Linked DNA regions of Mus musculus: regions 1 and 2 are each linked to region 3. The links are chromatin loops, found by intact Hi-C in ENCODE. Cell type or tissue: left cerebral cortex. All regions are shown on one strand.

Region 1 (8,000 bases), 170 kb before region 3:
CTTGAACGGGGAGCCATCCAAACCATGACCAAAGTGTGACATTAAATCACGACACAGGACATTCTGGGGAGGGACTTTATAACTCCGACTATCTCCCCCTGGCAAATGTACCAGGTAGCACGCACCACCCCTGTAGTCTCCAACTAACCTCCCCAGCAGGACGTGAGCACTTCACACTGTAGGCATGACCGGGGAGCAAACCGGGGGAGTGGGGGGGAACGGTGAGTGAACACCAAAGCTGCATTTCTTTCCTTTCTTACCACGCCTGACTTCTTTTGTCTTCAATGCCAATTAAGCACTAGCCTTACTTTTATTGGCAAGTGAGATTTTACATTTGGGGCAATCAGAGAGAAGCAGTTATCTTTGAAAATTAAAAGTCAACTCGGTAACTCGTGCCCACCATGAGCCACCGGCCTGGACAAAAGGCAGCCGAGTACCTGCATTGGCAGAGGTCTCACCTGATGGCTGCCTGCACCAGTCCTTACTTAAAGACTGTAGCAACAGTGATAACTCAACCAGGACGCTGATCGATGTTTATGAATACCGCATTCTGAAATAACTACGTCTCATTTATAATCTGTCTCATTATTGTACGGTGCTGATTACTAAACTAAAATACTGGTCATGGGAGGGCTTTAATTCACAGGTGCCTTGGCCTGGGAATTAAATCCTTCAGAAGTCTACAATGGAGGTCTGCTTCTTCAAAATGCAGAAAGAGCCCCCTGTCTCCTACAGCAGCATCAATCCTTCTAAGGGACATAGTAATTCCCTCTCTTACATTAAACTAACCAGGGACAATCATATTCACTGTACTGATTTCAACGGTAGTTTAAATGGACATACCAGAAGAGTTCATTTCATCTCTTGGGGGAAAGTCACATGTAGAAAGAAGAATGTCTTTCAAGACAGAAGATGTGGGTTCAAATTAATTCTCAGTACCTACAGGCTGACATGCAGCAGGGGTCCCAGCAACCTCTGGGAAAGCACTGATTGTCTTGCATCCGGGGCTGGAACTGTGAGGATGGAACTAGACAGCAAGTCTTCAAGTGCCGTGGAAACTTTGTAAATCCTGTGCAAAACCCTAAGGACCGTGAGCTCTGGGGACATTAGCTGCGGAGTCTCTCTCGCATGCCACACCATAGTAAAAAATCATCTCAGTATCGACCATCCCCACCTGTGGGAGATTCCAGCATAACCTCTAAAAAGACTTTCTTTGTAGTAAATAACATGCTGTCATATAACCAGGAAAAGGGGTGGCTATCAGATTTCAAATAAAACTTTACCAAAAATCACCCAAATGCTGACTTCAGACCTGATAGTTTGATAGTTTTTTTTTTAAAGCCCTTGTAATGTTGGAGTTACGTAACCGACCATAATTAATATTTCAAATGACAGAGCACCGTGTTCTGGGTATCAGGCTCCATCTCAAGTGATGCAAAAGCTCACAGTAACAGAAGCACTCTGGCAGCAGAGCATCCTTCGCCGTTAAGAAATGTACTTCTTACAAGAATTACAGTCCGGATGAAAAGCAAGGCAACCGAGTTCAAAGCCAAACAAGCCAAAAAAAAACAAAAAAACAAAAAAACAAAAACCACCTCCCACAGTGTCTGGTTCAAGGAATGGAGCCACTACTAACGCCAGCAGACACAGGAACCGATGGAACTGTGAGCATCTGAACAGCACACGGTACGACAACACGACACAGGAAAACAACCCAGACTTTTAAAAGAACTCCTTACCCTTTGAAACCAGTCTCAAACTTGGGAGTCCGACCCAAGTTTGACTTGGTCTCTTCACCCGGAAAAAACGTACTTGGTTCTGACCATTTCTAATCCGCTGATCTCACACGTTGTACAAAGAAATTTCTTACAGAGATGAGAGCCCAGCAAGAAGCCAAAGCTAGACATAAAGATCGGGAGTGGGTAGTACAAACCTAACTGCAGGGACCTAACTACAAGACTGCTCAGAAGGACCGGGCAGCAAAACTTAAAATTCCTTTCCACTAATTTAAGACTGAACAACGCCCATGACTTTTTTCACAAGCTCCGGTATATTAAAGAAATCAAAATAAGCATGCCACTAACCATTAACGGGAGAGGCTGGCAAGCATATTTCTGTTCAAAGAAGCTTCACTTCTTGGAGAAAGTAATTCTCTCCACACCACCCCCACAGGAGGACAACAGCCTAATCCTGACAACTGTCTACAATAGGCAAGTAACAGAGGTCGTGGTTCTAAAACATAGGTGTCTACACACAAATAGAATATGTCTGCCTCATCTTTCTCTCCCAACAATAAGAGTCAGGACCAGCGCTGTGAACAGCATACCCCCAATAGGATCCACTAGACAAAGTGATTCATAAAAATGGTTACAGATCTGACCAGATAATGTTTCTGTCATATCCCTTAAAAAGAAGTATGGAAAAGGAGAGGGGTGAAAAAAAAAAAAAAAAAGAACCAGAGGTTCCCAGACCATCTTCCTCTGAAACATGAACCATGCTGGACCCGGGTGTCGCAGATAGATCCGGTAAAGGCAGGCTTCATTTACCTTCCATCCCAACAGATGATTCAGGAAGCCAGAGGAGAAGTAAACCTGAAGAATACTGTCCTGGGTAGGCGTGCCTCCATAAACCCCAGTGTCCCTGTCCTTGGCACTTCCCGGTTCCTTTTACCACCCGCGCTGGTTGGAGGAGTGTGAAAAATGGCACAGGCGGGTGGATCGTTTGGCAATGTGTTCAACCCTAAGCCTGACACCAATGAGGGTCACCCGACCAGCTTGTCTCAAGAAGAGAAAAGAGCGAGCAAGAACTGGCTCTCTGGCGGGCCTCCTCTACCAAACTGAGACCTTCAAGGGCCGCCTGCCTGCCAGGCTGGCATGAGTGCCCGCCCCCAGGAACAGCAAACTGCCCAGCCGGCGGCCGCCTAGGCACACACAGAAAAACCGTGGGAGAGAAGCTGGGCTCCTCCCTCGGGGCCGCTGGAGTCCTCCCCTCTATCGTGCTTGGAGGATCTGACCCTAAACCTCTTCCAAGGTCCCCAAACTTCACTAACAAACCAAGCACCTGTTCCCTTCACCTCCTGCGCAGCAGATTCGCCCAAGCCCATCCTTATCCCTGATGCGCTTTCTTGCAGCTCCTTAGATACCCCAAACACCCCAGGTCCCAGGGCGTCCCACTCTCTTTCTCTCTGGTGGACTCATCCAGGACCAGTCCAGACACAGGCTCCTACACGCTCTCTGTCCTCCTCCCAGAAGTTTCCCCTGGGTCCACCAGGGTCCCCAAGGAAGAGACTCCAGTCCCTTGCTGATGTCGGGCCTCCTCCCTCCTCTCCGGAGCCGGCTACGCGGGTGCCGTTAACGGCCGCCGAGCTCACCTCGGTTCACCAAGCGCAGGGCGTGCGTGAAGGAGGGGTCCAGAGAGTCCTTCTCCGCCATCAGCTCCGGCAGGTACTTCTCCTCCATGCTCGCCGGCCGCCGGGCCCGCTTCTCCGCCCCGCGGCGCGCGCGCGCCAGCCGCCCCGCAGCCCGAGCCGCCCGCCCCCGGCGGCGCGGACCCCGCCAGGCGCCTCGGCGGCTAAGCCGGGCGGGCGGCCGGGCGGCGGCGGCGGCTCGGGGCGGGCGGCGGCCGCTCAGCCCGGCCCCGTGGAGCCCCAGATCACCGCGCTGCGGGCCGCGGGCTGCAAGGCGGCGGGATGAGCGAAGAGAGCGGGCTGGAAAGCCGAGGAGCGCTGGCCAGTCTTGCTCGCCGGCTGCGACGATGCCTTGCTCTGCCACGACCCGCCCCGCGCGCCACCCCGCGCGCTCTGAGCCGCCGCGCAGTGCCCCGCGCCCTCCCCGCCCCGCCCGCCGCGCCTGCGCGCTATGCTGACCGCCCGGCGCGCGCCGCCTCGTGGGGGCACTGGGACTGCGCGGGCCCGCAGCGGGGACATTGTAGGGGCGCTTCCGGTCCCTAGATCAGGGGTCTCCATCCAGGGCTCCCCGATGAGCGTCTGTAAGCTGTCCAGCATTGCCTTGTATGTGCAGTCTGGGAAACTGAGGCTCATGGGTCAAGTGGCGCGTCCAAGGTCACCCGTCCTAGCCAGAAGGGACAAGGGCAGAGCCTTTGGAGCCCAGGTTCATACTGCCAGGCTCTGGGAACAGGCAGTGCGACCAGACTCCTGGTTTGCCAAAGCACCACGAACTTGCCCAACTTAGGTCGCTTTGCTGTCCGCTGCTATTTGTACGAAAATACCGCCGGGCAGGACTTAAAACGCCAGCCTCCTGAGACCCTTGGCGCAGAAGTCGGTTACATAAAAGCGCCTGCCCTTCAGACTGTCTTTGTCTTCCGAGACTTGCTCCGTGTTGCCCTTCTCCTTATATGGTGGTGTCTGGACGTGGATGAATGAGTCTCTCTAAACTGTCTCCAGTAGGGAACCTACCACACCACGCATGGTGGTGATGTCTTCTGTCGCCCTCCGACAGGCAACCAGACCCCAGCAAATGCTCTCCTAGGCTCCTTTTAGATCCTCTGAGGTGTGTGGAATAAATGTCTCACACTAGACCAAGGACTCCTGAGTCCCTGTTCAGAGGATATCATAACCCCAACCTCGATAACCAGAGTCCCTTGACAGTGCTCAAGACTTCCCTAGAAAAACCTTAATTGCTTCGTTTTTTTCCTCTCCCTGTACTCTAAAGCCCTTCACAGAACTACAACTCCGCTTTCACTAGCCTAGGGCTATCTTGGGGAACAGCAAATTTTGTCTGAGGGAGAGGTCTCTAACACCTGTTGTCAGGGACGGATGTGGAGAGAGCGCCAGAACAGTGTGCTGAAGGAATCCCCCAAGCACCTGATCCCTTTTCCAGCCTTGTGTGGACTTGGTTGCAGGTTAGGTACTACTGTAGCGTCCCCGACAACAACCTCCCCCTTGTCTCTCTTTAGTCAGAACTGGCAAGTGGCAGTAAAATACAGTGGTTAACTAGTTCTGACCTTTTAGCAAACTTAGGTCATTTGTGCCTCAGTCTCTTCATCTATCCTATGGAGATGAGAAAAGATTATTTCTTAGGAACCTCATAAGGATGTACTATTTCACAATCACCAGGCACAAAATGAAAGCCAGACTGTTCTGTGGCAGTCTCCCTCGCATGGCTGCTTTCTGAGGCAGAAGCTTCGAAAGGCAGCAGGCAACACCATCTGTGTGCTCCTTGATGCTGAAGACAGAGCACAACCCCAGCAGAGCAAGCTCATAAGGGTAGATCCTGCTTCTGACCCTGAGCCCCATGCCGGTCTGGCCATGCAGTGTGGCCCAAGTCTGAGCCTCACATCTGGCCCCCCAAGAACTATGTTATGTCAGCAGTCCCTGACATAACATAGTTCTTGGGGGGCCAGATGTGAGGCAGTTGGGGAGTTCTTAAGGGAAGGTTTTTCTCCCTTTACATCTAAATAGAAGCACATGCCTCTTGCTCTAGTCTCCCTAGACTTGAATTCCAGGGATCCTCTGACAAACACTACTGAGGAGAAGAGGCAGGCAGAGTGCCTGGTGAAACAGCGCTCCCTGCCCCGTGTCTTCCATTTTCTGCCTCGGTAGTAGTCTAAACTTTCACTGATGAGTATCTTTATTAAGCAGTTACTAATTATCTTTATTAAGCATTTACTAATTATCTTTATTATGAGCATTTACTAAGTGCCAAGCTGCTCTGGCAGCTTTATACATCGTCCTCTTGATACCTGCAGGAAAGATTCAGTTTATCACCATTTACTCATCAAGAAATCTCCAAGGCTGAGGAATTTTATACTTTGCCAACTGTGCCACCACTGGCAAGCTGAGATTCCAGGCCCTCCTAGTCTGAACCCTTCCCACACCTAACCCTTTCCCGGGTAGTGATCTGAGCCTGATTAGATCTCTGTCCCTCCTCCAGTGGTGCTTTTGGCAGAGATGTCCCGCCAGCAGCTGGGGAGGAGGACTGTGTACCATGAGGCCTACAACAGAGATGCTAACGCGCCTGCTCTGGACCCTCCTCCTCACAGAACTCTCCAAGTGGGCAGGTGCCCAGCCCTGTGAGTGCTCATGCTGGGTCCTCTAGGGGAGAAGACTGATGTTCCTGTAAGAGGCTCAGAAAATCGTCCCCACCCACCAGTCTGGCTGGACCATAAGATCCAGGGCAGGGCACCACCTCCATGTTTTGCTGGCTACTCTGCTGTTCTTCATGAAGTTACCATCCCATGGGTGATGGGTCTTGGAGAAAGTAATAGCTCCCCTGCAGACATCAGCCGGCAGTGATATAAATTCAAGCCTTTGGGATTCTAGGCCAGAGATCTCTCTAGAATACCCTGCTCTGGCCAAGCACTTCCTGTGGACTGAGACTGCTCTGGATTTAGAAGCAAAAGATGTCTTCTCCAATGGCACCTCTGGACAAGGGCACAAGGGCACTGTTGGCTTTACACAAGGCTTTACATCTCCTGTCCACACTCCATGGAGTCCCTCAGCTGGCATAAGGGAACATAACTACCTTTCCAAGTCATTGTCTTGACTCTCAGTCCCAGAGATGCAAGGAGTATCTCCCAAGCCACTGTTACCCATCATTCCAGGCTACCAGAAGGAGCACAGCCAAGTCTCTGCAACCCCAGAGGGATAGTTGTCATTTTATAATCTCCGCCGACTTCCAGGCCTTCTTTCCCAGGGAGAGACAGACCCTTGGCCTCTGACATCAGCTCCAGTGAATCACACACACTGCTGCTGTGCCTGACACCATCAGGGCATGCTCCAATCACAGCCAGTGTCTGTGAGCTAGTTTTCTTCTATATAAGGATTGCTACCCACATTACAAACTTCCCTTTGAATGTGTAAGAGATATGAGCCCTATGTTACATTCTCATGAGTGGAAAAGTTCAAATCTCATTCTGGCCCCCATATCCCTTACTTACTAGCTACCAATCTTTCCCCAGCAAGCATTATCTCTGAGCACCGGGAAAGGGTCAGTTAAGATTTATACCTCACTAACCTCCACATAGACACAGCATTAATGCTTTCTGACTCCTCCTTCTCTCTACACCAGTGTTATTTATGCTCTTGTTCATGCTCACCACACTGAGTCTTTGTCTTCTGTGTCCTTGGAGCCTTCTCAGCTCCTTAGCCCAGCGTCTGGTTGAGCAGTCAGGTCAATGCAAGCAGTCATGTATTCAGGGATCACTCCTTAAAAATAAATTCTCTAACATCACTGTTACTCCAATCTTCGAGACAGTGGCTTTGTTATGTAAGGGGGACACCAAAAGATGGCATAGCCTCACCTAGAAATCCATCATGAGCATGTTACAGCAAAAGACACCAAGAAGATCCACTCTGGGCTCTGACTCCAGTTTTTGCCATAGAAAACAGGTTACACAAGCTTAGACTGTGTGGCTGGAAGGGTAGAAAGCAACCCTGGAAGGAAAGGAGACACTTTGGAAGGCAGGAGTCACAATGTTCAGAGCACATCCACAGATCAGGAGTGACTCCACGAGGCCCCTACTCAATGCAGAAGACAGCCAGAAGGAAACTCAAACATCAAGTAAGTGTGACTAAGAAAGTTGAAACAGTCCAGACATTGGGAGGAGAATTAGATACATTTCCTCGAATACACGTGAACATAATATGTACACAAAGAGAAACACATATGCACATGATCATACATGCGTATATGTACACTCAGATAATCTATCATTTCTGTTCCACTCAGGCTACAAACAGGAGAATCATGTCCTCCAGCTTAATCACTCACATACCTAGAGACACCTAGCCTGTTGCTCTGTATTCACAGGCTTTCCGTGCAAGTCCTCGTTCAATCTGATGGATGGCAAGGCCAGGTCCTCTTGCATGTTTCTCTTTACTGCAGCAAAGCTACCCAGTCAACGCCTGTTCAGCAAAGATGATGCCACAGCTATTGCACACACACCCCCTCGTGGCCAAATTCGGAAGCACATTCCCTCAAAAGTTCGAACTGTGTGGCAGCCACTTGGGTTTTGGCCTCCACTGAAAGGAACTCCAAGGA
Region 2 (8,000 bases), 320 kb after region 3:
CAAAAGATGTCTGCTATGATGCTATTGGCTTACATACTTAATCCCCTCAAAAGAGTAAGGTTTTAAAGCCTCAGTCACTTGCCGACAGCACTCCTGATAGGCCCCTTTGCTAGTTGGGCCTGATGAGAAGTTATGTTATGAAGGAGAGTTATTCCTGAAGAATGATTGGCCCTCTTCTTCCTCTCTCCTTTTGCTTCCTGGCTGTCAGGAAGTGAGCACCCTCCTACATCACATGCTGCTACCATGATGTCTTGTCTCATCATGCACCCAAAGACAATGGAGCCAACTGACAATGGAAAGAAACACCCAAACTAGGAAACAGATTGTTTCCTCTTTTAACCATATTATTTCAGCTATTTAGTTAGAGTAGCAGAAACCTGTATATGTGGCCTGTTGCTCTACTTGATGAGCAAATGTTCTTTCACTGTGAGATGCTGGACCCAAAGTAGGGTCGAGCTCTGCAGAAGGGACAGAGGGAATCAGAGTTCCTGAACAAACACCATGAAAACTTACATGCTTTCTAGGAACATCTGCAAAAGAGCTGAGTGAGGAAAACTTTTAACATGTTCAGCCATTGAAACTGGGGAGCTAACTTGCCACAGAGAATCTCTCCTGACTAAAAAGCATGCTTAGAAAATACACAAGAGCAAGAGAGCCATAATCCTAGAGAATAAGATGGCCAGAAGAGCGAATACATATCATTTCCTGCTGAAGCATTTCAAGACTGCAGCACTCAACAGCCTTAGTCAGGGATGTTCCGCTCAAACATGGGCTATTATTGGATTTGTTTTCTCTTGTTCTCCCAGTGAGGCTGCCTGCTGGCCACTCCTGATCCTCACAGCACAATGATGTCCTCACATCTCTACTGTCCCAAAAGCTTCCAGATAACCCTGGATTGTTTCCCAAGGATCTCTCGGACCTGCCCAGGGTGACCTTCCTCAGCCCATTAGACATCCCCTGTCCCCATAAGCTTCTATCTGTGGCTCCCTCCAGTGTCCAGGTGGAAACAGAACCCAGCAAGGTTTAGCTCTCTGCTGAAAGATCAAACAGGTCTGGGCCCTCAAGTGCTGCTCAGGTGGATAACAGCCTACTTATGCCACCTCCAATGGTCCTTCCAACTGTCCTGGCCCTCTCTTTAGGCTAAGCAGAAAGCATATTGGCCACAGACTCTATTCCTTTTCCTCTTCTCGAATCCTTAATCCAGATATTACCATGTGCCTTTAACTAATAGGCTTTTTGTGACAGCTCTGTGACATAGCTGAGACTTGAAAAATCCTGCACTGAATCTTGTTCTACACTGCTCCCAGAAAGAAACTTCTGCATATGTGAACAAACTAAGGGATAGAGAAAATCTCTCCTGTCACACAGAAGTCTTGACTATCACTGTCACAATGGAACTCCTGGTCAAGTAAGTGATGACCTTCTAGGCCATTACAGCCATGCTGGATCAGAACAGAATACCATACAGTTAACCCTTAGACTCACAAAAATAATGTGTCTTGTCTTACTCAACCATATTTGGCAGTGTTTGTTACACCTGCAAAATAATAGGTACACACACATATAGCCACTAGCCATGCGAAACCTGAGAATTGTGGAACCTAAAATTGTTCTCAGTAAAAATCCATCTGACACTTTTTCCCAAATTTTCTCACCTCTATAATGAGAGCCCTCCCCACTGTGAGACTGGGAGCACTGAATGGAAAAATTCAATTTTCCATTTTACTGTTTACTCCTTTGTATTTTAACCATACATGGAGGCCTTCAGGATGAAAGTTGGACTGAGGTAAACCACTCACTGTGCAGCCCTCACCCAAACCTTCAACCCTGGTAAGAACAAGAAATCACAGGGCAGGTGGGCTGCTGCCTGCCCTGCACACATGCACAGTCATGCATGCATGCACACATGTGAACACACACAGAGACACACACAATACAGCCACCAGGAATCTTAGTGAAATTGTATACCAACACTGGGTTGGAAGATGAACACTCACTTCTAACCCTGGTTCTGCCCCACTAGGAGGGAATCCTTTTTTTTTTTTTTTTTTTTTTTTTTTTGGCTGGGTCGAGACTGTCAAACTGAAGATGTGTCCTGTCTATGTAATCCACAGTTCTAAGGGCTTCAATTCAGGCTTTCCACTTCCATTAACAAACCTTCATTCAACATTACTCATCTAGTTGACTATTTGCTATACAAAATGCTCTCTGATAAGAACATATAAAGACTGTAAGACTCATTGGCACACAGTAACAGTGGGAGGAAGTCAGTGAATTGTTCCTTTCCTGCAGAAGAAACATCTGAGGCTCGGAGAAGCTCAAACTTCCCAGAACCCACCTTCAGCCCAGCCCAATACTCCCCTCACACTAGCTACACACACCCACCTCACTCCCACTCCAGAGCTCCAAAGACTTTACAACAATAATTCACTCTGATTCTCTGGCCCTTCTGTTTTCTAAAGTGAGATGCTGCCTGATGGAATCAGCCAGACCTTTGCTTGGAAAGCCAGGGGTCAAGATCTAGATCTATCTTGAAATCCCTCTGTGACCTTGACTTTCTCTGAAACCATTTAATTATCCCCAGGAGCATCAAGCCTGACTCTGAGACCTCAACAGGGGTGCAGCTGAGATCAGATATGTTTTCAGATATAAAAATGCTTTAAAGAAAGAAACCATCCAACCAATATGATTCGGTGCTTATCCTGTGTGCATCAAACCTCAGTCAGAGCAGAATTCTAAAGCCATCTGAACTCTCTAAGCCTTTAGAACTGTGGACAGGAAGAACAAGGTATGTAATTTTTTGTTGTTGCTTTAGAAGCTCAAAGAAGGACTAGGAAATCGTGACTTCCAACACTCACAGCTTTGAGTTTCTGTGGACAGCTGGGCCTACAGATGACGTCATCTGGCATGAGTGAGAAAACCTCCCTTCAGCAGGAAGGGATTTGCAGGAAGGAAATATCTGTCATCTGTGTGTGAACAAGGGGTGATTAAACGCTCTGCACTTGATCATCCACCTGCAAAATGAGGCTCCATCCCTCAACTGTCCATGGGAGAAAGGACAGGAAGCCACAGGAGGCCATGTCCACCACAATCCTACATTAAGGCCTTATGTGTGATCTCACTATGGAAAATACCATACGGTAAAAGTCCAAGATATACATAGAGGTTTAGAGGCACAATTTCCTATCTCTGCTCACAGTGTAGAAGAAGCACAGCCTGACACATAAGAGGGAGAGGAGTCAATCGACTCACTGGTGAATCTGGATACTAGAACATGACTGTGGTATGAAAAGGATGTTTGCCGGGACTTTTAACAGCCTGGGGAATTGTTAAAGATTGCTGACTGTGATGTGAAGGTATGCGAGCACCTGAAAATAATGGTCACCCTTCAGAGGCCACGTGAATGAAAGGAAGACAAAGCATGAGGCTGGCAGACCCAATGAGGAAGGAGACTTTCTGTCAATCATCTCTTCATCATCTTTGAATCTTAAGATACAAAGGGGCCATCCGTGCTGGTGTAGGGGATGAGCTCTAAACTAAGCCACCATGTCTTTCCAACTCTCAGTACTCACGGCTGAAAGGTTAAAATCAGAGTTGCCTTCCTGGCACCATGCTTGGGCAGCTCCCACAGCTGGGGTGGTAGTGACCTGAAAAGCCAGACAAGAGGAAGAGACTATAAAGCCAGAGAAAGCTCTAACGGGTATATTGTGATCTCAAATGATCCCACTCCACATTGGGGAGGAATCTGAGCCCTCCAAAGATAGGTCTTCAGGATAATAACATGGATTAATGGCATCTGTGGCATTAGAGAAAACTAAACGAAAGATTCCTGGAAGCTAAATGAAACACACAGAATAAATTTTACTGAGAGGCAAATGTAGCAGGATGCTGTGCAGATAAAGTGTCTACATATCATCATGGTGTAGGTGTTAGCCTGGCACCTCTGCGGAGCAGGTGCTATAACATCCCATGAAAGTCAAAGCAGGTGCGGCTCAAAGATACTATGTAACTGTGACATTGAAACTCAGTTTGCAAACTTAGTGTCCTTTTGGTCAAGGCAGTAGGGATACTCCAACAAAGCCTCTGACTAAATGGGTCACATTCCTGGCAGCATATAGTAGGAAGGGGCAAGGATCAATTGATGTCCTCATGATCTAGAGACAAATAAAGGAAGGCTGATGCAAGGTTGTTTCATAAAGCTCAGCCGTATAAGATCTGGACCTGTGAGTTAAGGGAAGCCACCATGTACATTTTAGCCAACCCTGAAGAATCAGGAGAAGGGAATGGGGAGGAAGGATGCTGTGCAGATAAAACACAAAGAAAACTCCCGGTGTTCTCTGCATTTATCTCTGGAAGTTGGGTTAAGGCTACCGACTAGCAGAGGATGATGGGAGCAGAGATGCATGTCTAATTCTAGGGCAAGAGATAAGAAAGCAAGTGTTTCCCCCATCACTCTGCTTCCCTGCTCAGCAAGTTTTAAAAAGTGGGTTGTTAGGGAGGCAGCATAACATGGAACTAGCTCAGCCTGTTGTTACTAGTGAGAAGGAAGTTCTCCTCCCAGATCCACACACTTCCCCTCAGGACCCAGTTAGGCCTCAAACCAGAACACTAACCACCTCCTCCATTCTACCAGCTGCCTTCAACGGGCTTCTCTACACCCTGGTCAAACAAAGATCAAGCCACTCTACTGCTGAAACCTAACCTGAGCAGCTGAGAATCTGGCTCCATGGCGCTCCTAGACTTAAGTGGAACTGTGCTGTATGGTGTAAGCTCTTGCTCCTCCCTCTGCCCCTACATCAGCTAAATGCACAGAAGAGTCGATTTTCCAGGAACAAATGGACAGTGTGGCAGGAAACAAGAACTCCCCAGGAGTATTCTGCCCCTTGTTACCCATGAAATGGTTACATGGTAGTGCAGTAAGACGATGCTATAGGTGATCAGGTGTGTCCCCTTGTAATGCAGCAGTCACTCAAGGATGCACCTACTGCTTCTCATTCTCCGCCTTTTTCCTTTGTCTCTCACACTGACATCCCCACTGCCCCAGGGTGACCCACACAACAAAGGCCTAAGCTAGCTTGTCAGTGCTTTTTCGTGTCTACACAAGGCAGGGCAGTTAAGGAAAGAGGACAGAAAAGAAGCAGAAAAGAAACAGGATCTCTGAACCTCCCAGAAACAGAAGCAAGAATCGCAAGCTAAGAACACGGCTGACATCACTTTACAGAGTTAATTTGCCCTCTGCTATGCTTTCACTTCTCCCTCGTTCCCATGATGATTAGCCAGAATACCTGTAACATGGAAATACTCTAGAGAACCGCATTCCAAGGTAGCAGGAAATACAGAGATGGATGCTGAAGGGATTCCATCTTAATCAACCGTTGACAGAGCAGAGTAAGGGAGAAGTCTGAGTATTAAGTACTCCGTGGCAGTATCATAATCAGGGCAAAGACTGAAACCCTGAGCCTGTCGATATGCAGTGCACACCCACAATAATGAGAAGAACTGTACAGCCAGAAGAACTGGGCTGCTCACTATCACTGCAATTCAAGAAATGCCATTGTGATGGTTTGAATAAGAATGGCCCCCACAGGTTCATATAGTTGAATGCCTAGTCACCAGGGAGTGGACCTGTTCGAAAGGATTACAAGGATTAGAAGATGTGACCTTGTTGGAGTAGGGATGACCTTGTTGAAGCCACTGGGGGTGGGCTTTAAGGTTTCAAAAGTCCATGTATGTCAAGCCCCATATCTTGCCTGTGTGTGTGTGTGTGTGTGTGTGTGTGTGTGTGTATGTGTGTGTGTGTTGATGTGTGTTAGTGTGCGTGTCTGTCTGTCTTTCTCTCTGTCTCTGTTTTTCTGTCTTTATCTTTTTTCTGCACTTGAATCCAATGCCATACTCCCCACCATGATTAAAATGTACTCTGAATCTGTAAGCAAGCCCTCAATTAATTGTTTTATGTTATAAGTGTGACTTTGGTGATGGTATAACCTCTTCTCAGCAACAGAACAATGGCTAAGACAGCCAGTCATGCTGCTATTTTAAAATCAAATTGGGTCCATCTCACCTCATCAGCCAAGAGAGGTGCTGAGCCTATTCTGAGATGAAGAACGGAGGCGACTCTCTTGTGATACAAACACTCAGTGTCTGTTGAGCACTTAAGGTCAGATGTGGTCCCCAACTTTAACTCATTTAATCTTCACAACATTTTGGGTAAGAATGTTAGCATCTACATGTGATTGTGAAGAAACTAATTTTCTAAGGTCAAGAACGTGGTGGGGAAAGATTTTGACTCTTACTGAACCCCTAAGGTCATGCTACTGAGACACTAGAGTGTGCGTGATATGAAACATGGGGCATGATCTGTTTTCTAATTACCATGATGGCAGCTAAACATCCTCCCTGTATAATACTATGAAGTCCATTAGAAGGCTGGGTTTTGCAGAACCACATATTCCTTCTGTGTGCTGAGAATTTTTCCATAGAAGTGTCTGCTGTGGCCTGCAACGTGATAGATGGAGGCTCAGCCAGCCCATTCCTGCCATTTCTCACCTCAAAGACTCTTTGCTTTGGTATCACCCAAATCCTTTCCTTCTAGGGACTCAAGAACTCCAATTCTCCTTTCCCAGGACAGGGCTATGGTCCTTCCCCCTACAATGTGTCAGCCTCTGCTCCCCAATCCTGCCTGGAAAGGTCTGGGTTGTCATCCTTGGGCCACTTTTATTTGGAGCTAGGGAGATCATTTATCAAAGACTTCTGGCCCCTTCTGGCCTCTAGATAATGGAAAATGTTCTCTGGTTCAAAACAGATCCAGGGTCTCCACATGGTATTTTCATACAAGAACACTCTGGGAGGGCTGTTCAGAGTCATCAAAAATTTGAATATTTATTAAGCAATTTCTGGAAGGCTGAAACAAGGTGACTTAGATGGGGTGCTTTTTAAATTCATAGCAAGGTGATTTTAAAAGTAGAGTTAGGCTAGAAAGACCTTATTGACAAGCAAAGGTGGGAAGTCACAACAATTCGAATCCCCCACAACACCCAGCAACTGAGTTCTAATCCCCCACAACACACAACAACTGAGTTAACCTTTGCTGAATACCTGCTATTGCTCAGGTATGCTTCTAAGGATTAATAGTCACTTCATCTTCAAAGCAATCCTACAAAGAAGGCAGTATTAGAATGCCCGTTCTACAAGCAAGGAAACCAAGACATGTATTTGTCCAAAGCCTCACAAGCTAATAAGTGGAAAAGCTAGGATTCTAACTCATGTCCTCTGAAGAAGACACTCTAGCACTCAGCCTTGTGCAATAAGTAATCAAATCCTATGACCACAGGACACATATATTGCCTGAAGTTGTAATTCTACAGGCCTGCATTAGAAGAAACATTGCTGGGATCGATACCACCAATGTATATGCATGTAATTTCTTAACATAACAGAATTTCAGATGCCCCCACTCTATATTAAGACTAATGCTAATTGCTTTGTCACATGGAAGAATTAAAGGGTACATTCTATATAAAATTCCAGGACCATTAACAACAATTTGAATTTGGAGCTGGAAAGATGGCTCAGTGGTTAAGAGCACTTACTGCACTGAAGAGGATGTGGGTTCACCCACACAGTGACTCATAATCGTCTGTAATTCCAGCTCCCAAGAGATTCGACATTTCTGATTTCTGCAGGCTCCTGCATGCACCTGATACTCAGACATACACCCAGGCATACATACATGCACATAAAATAAAATAAATAAATATTTTAAAATGTGTTTTCCCTTGGCACTACCAACTTTCCAAGCACTTAAATTCCTTAGTGCTGAATTTCTAAGAAATCTGCCTTTTCAGTTAAATTCATGGAGTGAGGGTTTTAAAGAGAGACTTGAGCTAAGTTTTATTATCCAATGCAGATAACTTTTTTGATGTGTATCAATCATTTTCATTTGTAATGTGGGTGGATTTTATATATCTGTATCTAGCTGCTGGGAGAGAAATCTTTAAAGC
Region 3 (8,000 bases):
GGAGAAGGGTTGAAGAAATGGGGGGAGTCTTCTGGGTAAGAGAAAAACAACAAAGAGATCGACCCTCAATTTCAAAATTGCTTAGCAGAAGCATTTTTAATTGCCACTTTTGTTATAAAAGATTAAAGGTAGTTATGTCTTCGTGCAGCTCACTTAAAGCAATCAATACATTCCTCAGTAGTTATGTGCAAATCAAATTTTTGTAAATCAAATCCAATTTTAAATGTCCTTAGAGAGCACCATGTTTCAAGGAATCCCTTTAGCAAATCTTTTTATAAGACCTAAAACTATACCCTAATTTATTAGTTTAATTTTTTTCAGATGATGATAAGTCAAGACAATGAAATGTTTCCCTCACTCTGTGTGGAGGAGAAAAGGATGGAAAATGAAATGGAAGCGAAGCATCTTAGTGAACACAGGATAATGGCCAGTGACCCCCCCTGGTGACAGGTTTATAAGCATCATAGTGAGCTTCTGTGACTTCTCCATTCACAGGAAAACACTGAGCAGCAAGGAGTGTTTAACATGAAGACAATGAGAGATAGAAACAAGGGATTTCCTAGACAGAATTTGAAGCTCTGTCTGCTCCAGCCTGTCTCACAGGTTCTCCTTTGAGACATTCCAGAATAATGAATATTTAGGTAGACCTTAGTAACCGCTTGAATGTATTGTGGCATTCATTCATAAATTAACTCATTAAATATTTATTGGGCCTTAAATTCAAGGGGGAACTAGGTTTGAGGGAAACAGGAAAAACTTCACACAGTGTTCACTTTATAGAATTAATCTCCCTGGAAGGGTAGACATAAATAAGTACTAATGCAGACAATGAACACAGGCAATGGATATTTTTGCAGTTGTGATACATTCTAGGAATTTTAACTCTTTCAAGCTCTATGAATTAAGATGGGTCTTCCCAAAAGCTCACAGAGTGAGAATTCACTTCCCAATGCATAACTCTAGCTGCAAGGGGACTGGATGCTTTTGACCTCAGTGGGCACCCACACTCACATTCCCATACTTACACATGTGCACATATAGCTAAAAACAAATGTTAAAAACTAACAGTGAGGAAAGTAGAAAGAGGCTAAGACAAAGAGAAAACACTTAGAGCTCAGTGCATTCCAGTTTGTAAACTCCACATAGGTTTGAAAAGCTTACTCTGGCTTTGTTGTGCAAAAAATAGTAGAGGGAAAGATTGGAAACAGGGTGGAGTCAGGGTGGAAGATGCTCGTTGCTTAGGCCAACATGCTGACCATAAAGAGAGACAGAAGTAGGTTCTGCTGGAAAGCTATGGGGAGATGAGCTAACAGAACTGAGTGGCTGGCTAGATGAGAGTGAAGAGAAGCATGATGTGATGGTTAATCTTGATTTTCAACTTGATTGGATCTGGGATCAAAAAGGGCAAGATTATAACGAATCCCCCCACCCCAGGCCATCAGCACCAGTTTGCGACTGTTGAGTCATCCAACTGAATGGAATGAGTAGCTAGTGGACTCTCAGGCTCTCTGGTGTGAAGACAGCCAATGTTGGACTACCCAGTTTCAAGATATTTCTTGAGCCAGTGTAATAAATCCCCTTTACAATGAATATCCTTTCAATCCATTTTCTTTCTCTAGCAAACCCTAGGTAGCAGAGAGGGCCTCTGCATGTTTGCATTAGAAAAACAGCACTGGTATTCACGGCAACTGAGTGCATCCAGGCAAGAGTAAGCTGGGATGGAAGTATTTGGAATAGTTGATTATTGACATGTTGATGTGGCTTGAAAGCAGTGAAGATGGTTAGTAACTGAGTTATTCTAACCCAGCAGACTGTCTTCATTCTACAGGAAGGCCAGAGTGCCACAGTCCTCCAGTACTGGTTCTCAGTTAAAATATATAGATTCAATATTCAGAGAGAACAAAGTTATAGCAGAGCTAAGGTATTAGGGCAGTAAATGGTCATTAGGTAGTAAGGCATGGTAATACATCTCAGGGGCTGAGTGACAAGAAGCAGTAGTCATAGGAATACAGCTGGAGTTTAACTCCTTATGTTCTCACCCAGTGGCTTAGGCTCTTATGATTATGCCATTGAGTTAATGATAGCATACAAGCAATATAATTGACCTTTGATGCCCACAAGGACTCTAGTGGGTGGCAATGTAATGCCACATCAGAACTCAGAACTTTGGAATAAGTGTTTATAAAATATTAAGTTCCAAGTCTATTTAAGGCATGTAACATACCAGACAGGTGTGATACTCGGCACAACTACTCACCATTGCTGTATTAGGCAGCAAAAGGATGGTCTGGAAAGATGATAGCTGGCGTTTAGTTCTACTTTGTTAGTCCATTAATCCATCTCCTTGGGTTGCCCATAACCAAATGGTACCTGCAACATTAGTGAAAGCTGTTAGGATTAATTATAGGCCCATGTACATAAACCGGGAAAATCCAAGTCAATCCTAGAAATGAAGCAGTTGAAACAGAAGTGCCCTGTTTCCTCCAGTTGGCCAGTGTGAATAACCTCAACTAGGAACTGCCAGTGTAGACACAGACATTGGCTACCAGGTCAGGGGAGGCTGTTGACAGTGAGACAGTATATACGCCACAGCACATCGTGCCACTTACTGTCCTTGACTTAACTCCTTCTGGAATCATTTTGCTCTTGGTTTTTATCTGGGCCTGTAGTTTTTTAGTTTCTATTCAAAGTAGTGACTTTGTCACCTGAAATTTGAAAATCCATGGCCAACTTTTTTTTATTAGATATTTTCTTCATTTACATTTCAAATGCTATTCCAAGAGTCCCCTATACCCTCCCCCTGCCCTGACATGGCCAAATTTTATGCGTGTGAAATTTCATTTTTCTTGCACCTTAGTGATCAAACTACATGCATAGAATTGACATTTCCCTGCCCCTTGGAATTCCTTCTGATGCCCAATTTCCAGGAATGGAATCTACAGATTGTGTGGTCACACTGAAATCTGTAGATACAGGAAGATGGGTTACAGTAAATGGCACTCTCAGAATGACAAGGATCAGAAGAAGACAACACAAGCAGATTGTGGTACTGAATTATGGCAATGTTGAAGCACTAAGAAGATGAACTTACCTAACCAGGTGTCTTCTATCCACAGGAGAGAGGCATTCTCTTCAGACTGAATGCCAAAGTTACATAAGCTATGTAGAGCAACGGGCACATGCCATACTATTTTAAATTAAAGATTCTCTATTGCCCAAAGGCCATGTTTGAGACACATGTTTGAAACAAAAACTACAGGAAAAATGACTTAAGTAGATTTGAAATATCTAACAGTCTATACTCCAGAAATACATCTATTAATTTTACATATGTGCATCAAAAATTCCAGAACAACCTGAAGTGGTATATAGACTTGAGGAAAAATAAATAGTTGACAGGTCTTAGTCTTGTTAAGCCTTCTCAGAGTCCTTTCCTTGGAGGCAAGATTGGCTTTTGATTCTGGTGCCGAGGCTTCATACCTAAGGTGAGGAATATGTTAGCTACTGCAATGGAAAGGAGGGAGCAAGCATGCAGCCAGGCAGCACCTTGTAGAGCAAATAGGGAACTGACATTCTAGAGTCTAAAATTAGAAATTACATCATGCTCTGGGGATTCCATCAGACTGGTATTTGCTGCATTGTCATCACTTTCTGAATAGTCTTAATATTCAGGAAATAATATTCTCTGAGGAAAAGCCAGCATCAAGGTCAAGGTCTTCAGTGTGTCCTGTCTCCCTTCCATTCTGCCACTTCTCCTTTATCACATCTTGCCAAAGCTATTTATGTCTGTGGAGAGTTAGCAGGAAGATCACATATTGTACAGAGAATGGGGTGTTAAATTTATGCAAAGGGAAGCAATGTGTTGTGGCAAAAAATTATTTATTGCATGGCATCTCCCTTGAGGGTTAGTCTCTTGCTAGAGTTTTAAGGATGGCAGCTCTATATTTGTCTTGTGGCAGAGCCATCCTCCTGCCTGACGCCCACTGCCAGTGCCAAGAGCATTTATGTAAAGTCGTGATGCAAACCTGCCACCTTTGGGAGGCACGATCTGGTCTAACAGAGTGTGTTTCCTCAGAGTCACTTGTGTTCTGAAAGGGGTGCGTTTTCAGCCAGCAAGGAGGAAAGATGAGAAAAGTGTTGGGAATCCTGGAATCATCACACATTCCAGTAGACATTTTGTTGAAGTCTGAGGATTTTAGGAAGTGGTGTGCTGTCATTTAGTAAAAAATAATTTAAAAAAAAAAAAAAGCTACATGCCATGTCTAACCCTTGCTAGTATGGGTCTTGGAAAGTTAGTTGACAACTATGAGCTTCTTGTCTGTTGCTTAAATTTGAATATGAAACACACTTCCAGGCTCATGTTTTTAAGGTTTCTTCCCAGCCAGTGGTGCTATTTGGGGAGATTGTGAAAGTTTTAGGAACCATGTAGCAGCTTGTGGAAGCAGGTCATTGAGAGAGAGCCTTCGAAGATTTCCTTGGCCCCCAACTTCTGCTGCACTCTCTGCTTCCTGGTCTGGAGCTATGTGAGCAAGTCTTGACACAGATTTCCACTGCACTGAGCTCACCTGCTCCACCATGCCTTCCCCACCACCATAATGAATGAAGCCCTTTGAAACCACAGCACAAGCAAACCACCCCTCCCTTACACTATCTCTGTCAGGTCCTGCAGTCACAGCCATGCAAATGATAGGGAAAGAGCACTCCTTCTCGTCTGTACTGTGCTGTGAGAGGTGAAGCTCTGTGTCACAGGAAGATGCTAGATTTGGGTTCATTTCTCCTTCCACCTTTAATAATATTAAATACTAATGTAAAGATGATCTTCTCCTAGGAGCATATGACTAACTCTCCTTAAACAGAGATAGCAAATGCTTGGTACACATATCCACACCTTCCTCCTTCCTTCCTTTCACCCGGCATTTCTTTGACTATACTTCTCCTTGAAGACATTTCAGGAGTCTTCTTGACACGGTGCTTCAGGTGATCACGAAAAGTCGGAGGAGATATAAAGTCAAGCACTTCTCCATCTGTGAGCCACATCATGTTCATAAATTATTCTGTTGATTAGTACATCAGGAGCGTGCAGATGGTTTTAATGTACATTAAATGTACAAATGGCCCTCTAGGTGCTTAGAGGACAAGCACTTGTGAAAGATGTGCCAACATATTCTGATTCACACATTGCAATCACAGAATATCGATCTCTGTTTTGGACATTAATATCCCACAGCATATGTTCTTAAGAGGACAACTGTGTCAGCTCATCTTCAGCTTCTCTGGCATGTCCAGGGTCATTGCTGCTTAGGAAGGCAGTATGCATCAGAGGTGAAGGAGCGAATTTTATGGTAAGATCACCTCTGCTTTGTCTAAGTTATATGAATCTGGCTAAGTTAAATAAGCTTACTGAGCCTCGGTTTCCCAATTTGTACAAGGAACACAATGAATGCCCAATGCCAGGCCGGTTGTGAGGATTCTAAGAGATGGTTCAGGTAAAGGACAGAGTAAAGCCACAGGCTTCTTATCTTCAGCTGTGTTTATTATCATTACTCTCATTGCTATCATCACTATCATCATCATTGTCATACCCAATAACATCAAAACAATCAGCACTAATATCACCATTCAGTTCATTATTACCATCTTCACAATCATCATTACTGTCATCATTATCACCAGTATGACCATCATCATTACCCTCATCACCCTCGTCTGGAATTCCATACAAAATGGAAGATTCCAAGAAACCGAAAATAAGTCTACAGAATAATAAAAAAGAAGCTGGGAAAAGCAATGCAACAGAGCACTTACTTGGCATATCCAAGTAGTTCAGACAGAGTTGACAATGTAGTTGATGATACTATAATTCTCACATATTGGCTTCCCTGTCCTTGGAAGCTTCTTATCCTGATCACCTTATGGTTCCTCCCTCCCACTTACTCCACTAGACCAAAGTAAAGCATTTGTATCACCATGGACCTCCCACCGAAGAGCAAAAGCAGAGGCTCAGGTCATCAGGAGCAGACATAAATAAGCAACAACAACAACAAAATGTTTCTTATTGGAAATCACAGTGATCTTGGGTCTGTTGTTACTTTAATAGAACTTGACTGGGCTAAGGTGTTGGTATTTCATCCTTATGACCCATAATCATTAGCCATACAAAGGATATGAAAGAGTTCCTTCTCATATAGAAATTTACTCTGTTAATAACAGCTATATGGAAAACAGAGAGGAATGCCTCAGAGGGTACTGCACTCCATAGCAAAGGAACTATCTAGAAGATGTATTCCTGTATTCACATCTCCTCAGTTTTTAGGAGGAAGTGGGTCAGAGATCATCATCAGGACCAGTCATTGAGTTTAATGTGCTGATATTTACTAACTCAGGGAAAAGATGTATCATACACATTGTTTTCAAACATACTTGACCACAGAACCCAACACATCTCACCAGTAAAATATCACTATCACTCTGCAAAGAGCACCACGTGGTAAAACTGCTTTTTATAAAACATATTTCAAGAAATGCTGTGTTGACAGCCTCATGACTGGAACTGGGTTTGGGTGACATAGTATCTCAGAGGGGTTTTATAGCTCTAAGGGCTTTCTGGGTTAGTCATGATCTGAGCCCTTAAAGAGGATGCCGAAGATGCATTTGCAGTATGGAGGCACTGATGTGCTGGTTACAATGGAGAATTTGACACTCAGGATGAGTGCATCTGAATCTGGCTCCCCCCCCCCCCTTTTGACTTTCTATTTTATCTTGAGAAGCTCAACTCATCTACTGCTGAGGATTCACATCCTGATAATATGTCTAATCCTTTTTGCAAAGCCCATATCCACATCTTTTAGTACTGCCTTTGCGCAATCTTCCTACTTTTACAAATCTTACATACTGGTGAAATTCTGGATTTTCTAGCTCTGTTCAGCAGATATTCTTATTTTTCCCTCATAGACTTTTATCTTTTGACTCATTGACTATTATATTCTTCAGATTTATCTTCCAGCTCTCTAGTCATCTTCTTCAGCTGTGTCTAGCTTGATATTTGACTAACATGGTAGATTCTTAAATTCAGGAACTCAATTCTTACTGTCTAGTCATTCAAGTTTCTTTTTCTGTAAAGTAATACAGCTTTCTTTAAAATGTCTTATTGTCTCTTTATGGTTACTGCTTTTTTGTTCATTTAATTAATAGTTTTAGAATATTCCTTTTGTGTAGTCCCTTTGGACTGTTCTGTTGTCTCAGTGTCTTGGAAGTGTTGGGTCCCCTGTTAACCATGATCATTGAAATTCTCCTGTGGTAAGCCATTGCTCATGTAATTTGTACGTGCTTTTGGTTAATTCATCTTCTGAGAAAGCTAATTTTGTCTTGTGGGAAATGTATGCATTTGAGGAGTAAATCTGTGCTTCTAAGCACTTTGTTTTGTCTCTCATCAAGGGCTGCAGGGATGCTATAACACAAGAATCATGTTTTATACTAATATACTGAGCTGAGATTTCTGAACTTGCATTATGGAGTCCATTTTCCAAATTCACCTGCACTGAAGGGTTGGATTCCGCCCCCATAGAGCACTGTTTGAAGAAGTACTTCCTTTTTAATTCCTACCTTCATAATTGCATTTTTCTATTCTATTTCTTATTAAGGATTTAGGTTCTATTCTAAATTTCAGCTTTCTATAGCCTCAGTTAATACTTCTTGCCTATCATAAAGTGTAGACTATGTATATGTGACATTACCAGGCTAGGCAAATTAAATGTATTTTCTATATTCATTGCTGTCTTCTCTCCTCCAAGGGTGTCACACTCTCTCAACTGATTCTCTATTGTGCTTAGTAATTTTCCTTACTTGGAAACTAAAGTAGAGTCATCCACTTTATCTTTTAAAATTATTATGCTTTACTCATTAATTCTGTTAATTCATGATATAGCTTCAGCATATAAGATTCTGCATTATCTCAGACTGTATACTAGTCAAGATTAGAACAATCTACTCATTAGTCTCTT

The links. Hi-C counts contacts between places; a loop is a spot of excess contacts. Peaks named below come from ENCODE experiments on the same cell type or tissue, not always from the same donor. Only the 100,000 strongest peaks of a DNase experiment are listed, where the experiment ranks them.
Region 1: a loop joins it to region 3, with 5 times the contacts of the local background. A loop is called at or near these places in 4 of 42 quality-filtered maps.
Region 2: a loop joins it to region 3, with 8 times the contacts of the local background. A loop is called at or near these places in 3 of 42 quality-filtered maps.

The regions. Positions count from the first base shown.
Region 1 is chr15:68,924,204-68,932,203 of GRCm38, reverse strand. It overlaps Khdrbs3 (KH domain containing, RNA binding, signal transduction associated 3), which reads right to left and starts at 3,784. Exons shown (of 9, transcript NM_010158.2): 1 at 3,371-3,784. The coding sequence starts at 3,458. In left cerebral cortex, CTCF peaks have their summits at 3,933 and 7,919; DNase peaks (open chromatin) are centred at 5,999, 6,661, 7,202, 7,896 and 12 more places; H3K4me3 peaks cover 4,508 bases; H3K27ac peaks cover 5,646 bases.
Region 2 is chr15:68,431,090-68,439,089 of GRCm38, reverse strand. No RefSeq gene overlaps it. Among named protein-coding and RNA genes, the nearest start is that of Mir30d, 94 kb to the right of the region's middle. In left cerebral cortex, a CTCF peak has its summit at 7,572; DNase peaks (open chromatin) are centred at 2,341, 2,908, 4,023 and 7,638; H3K27ac peaks cover 2,856 bases.
Region 3 is chr15:68,751,011-68,759,010 of GRCm38, reverse strand. It overlaps Gm49415 (a long non-coding RNA gene), which reads right to left and starts at 3,725. Exons shown (of 3, transcript XR_003951645.1): 1 at 3,092-3,725; 2 at 2,258-2,370. In left cerebral cortex, no CTCF peak of the experiment used is centred here; DNase peaks (open chromatin) are centred at 3,980 and 4,384; H3K27ac peaks cover 4,259 bases.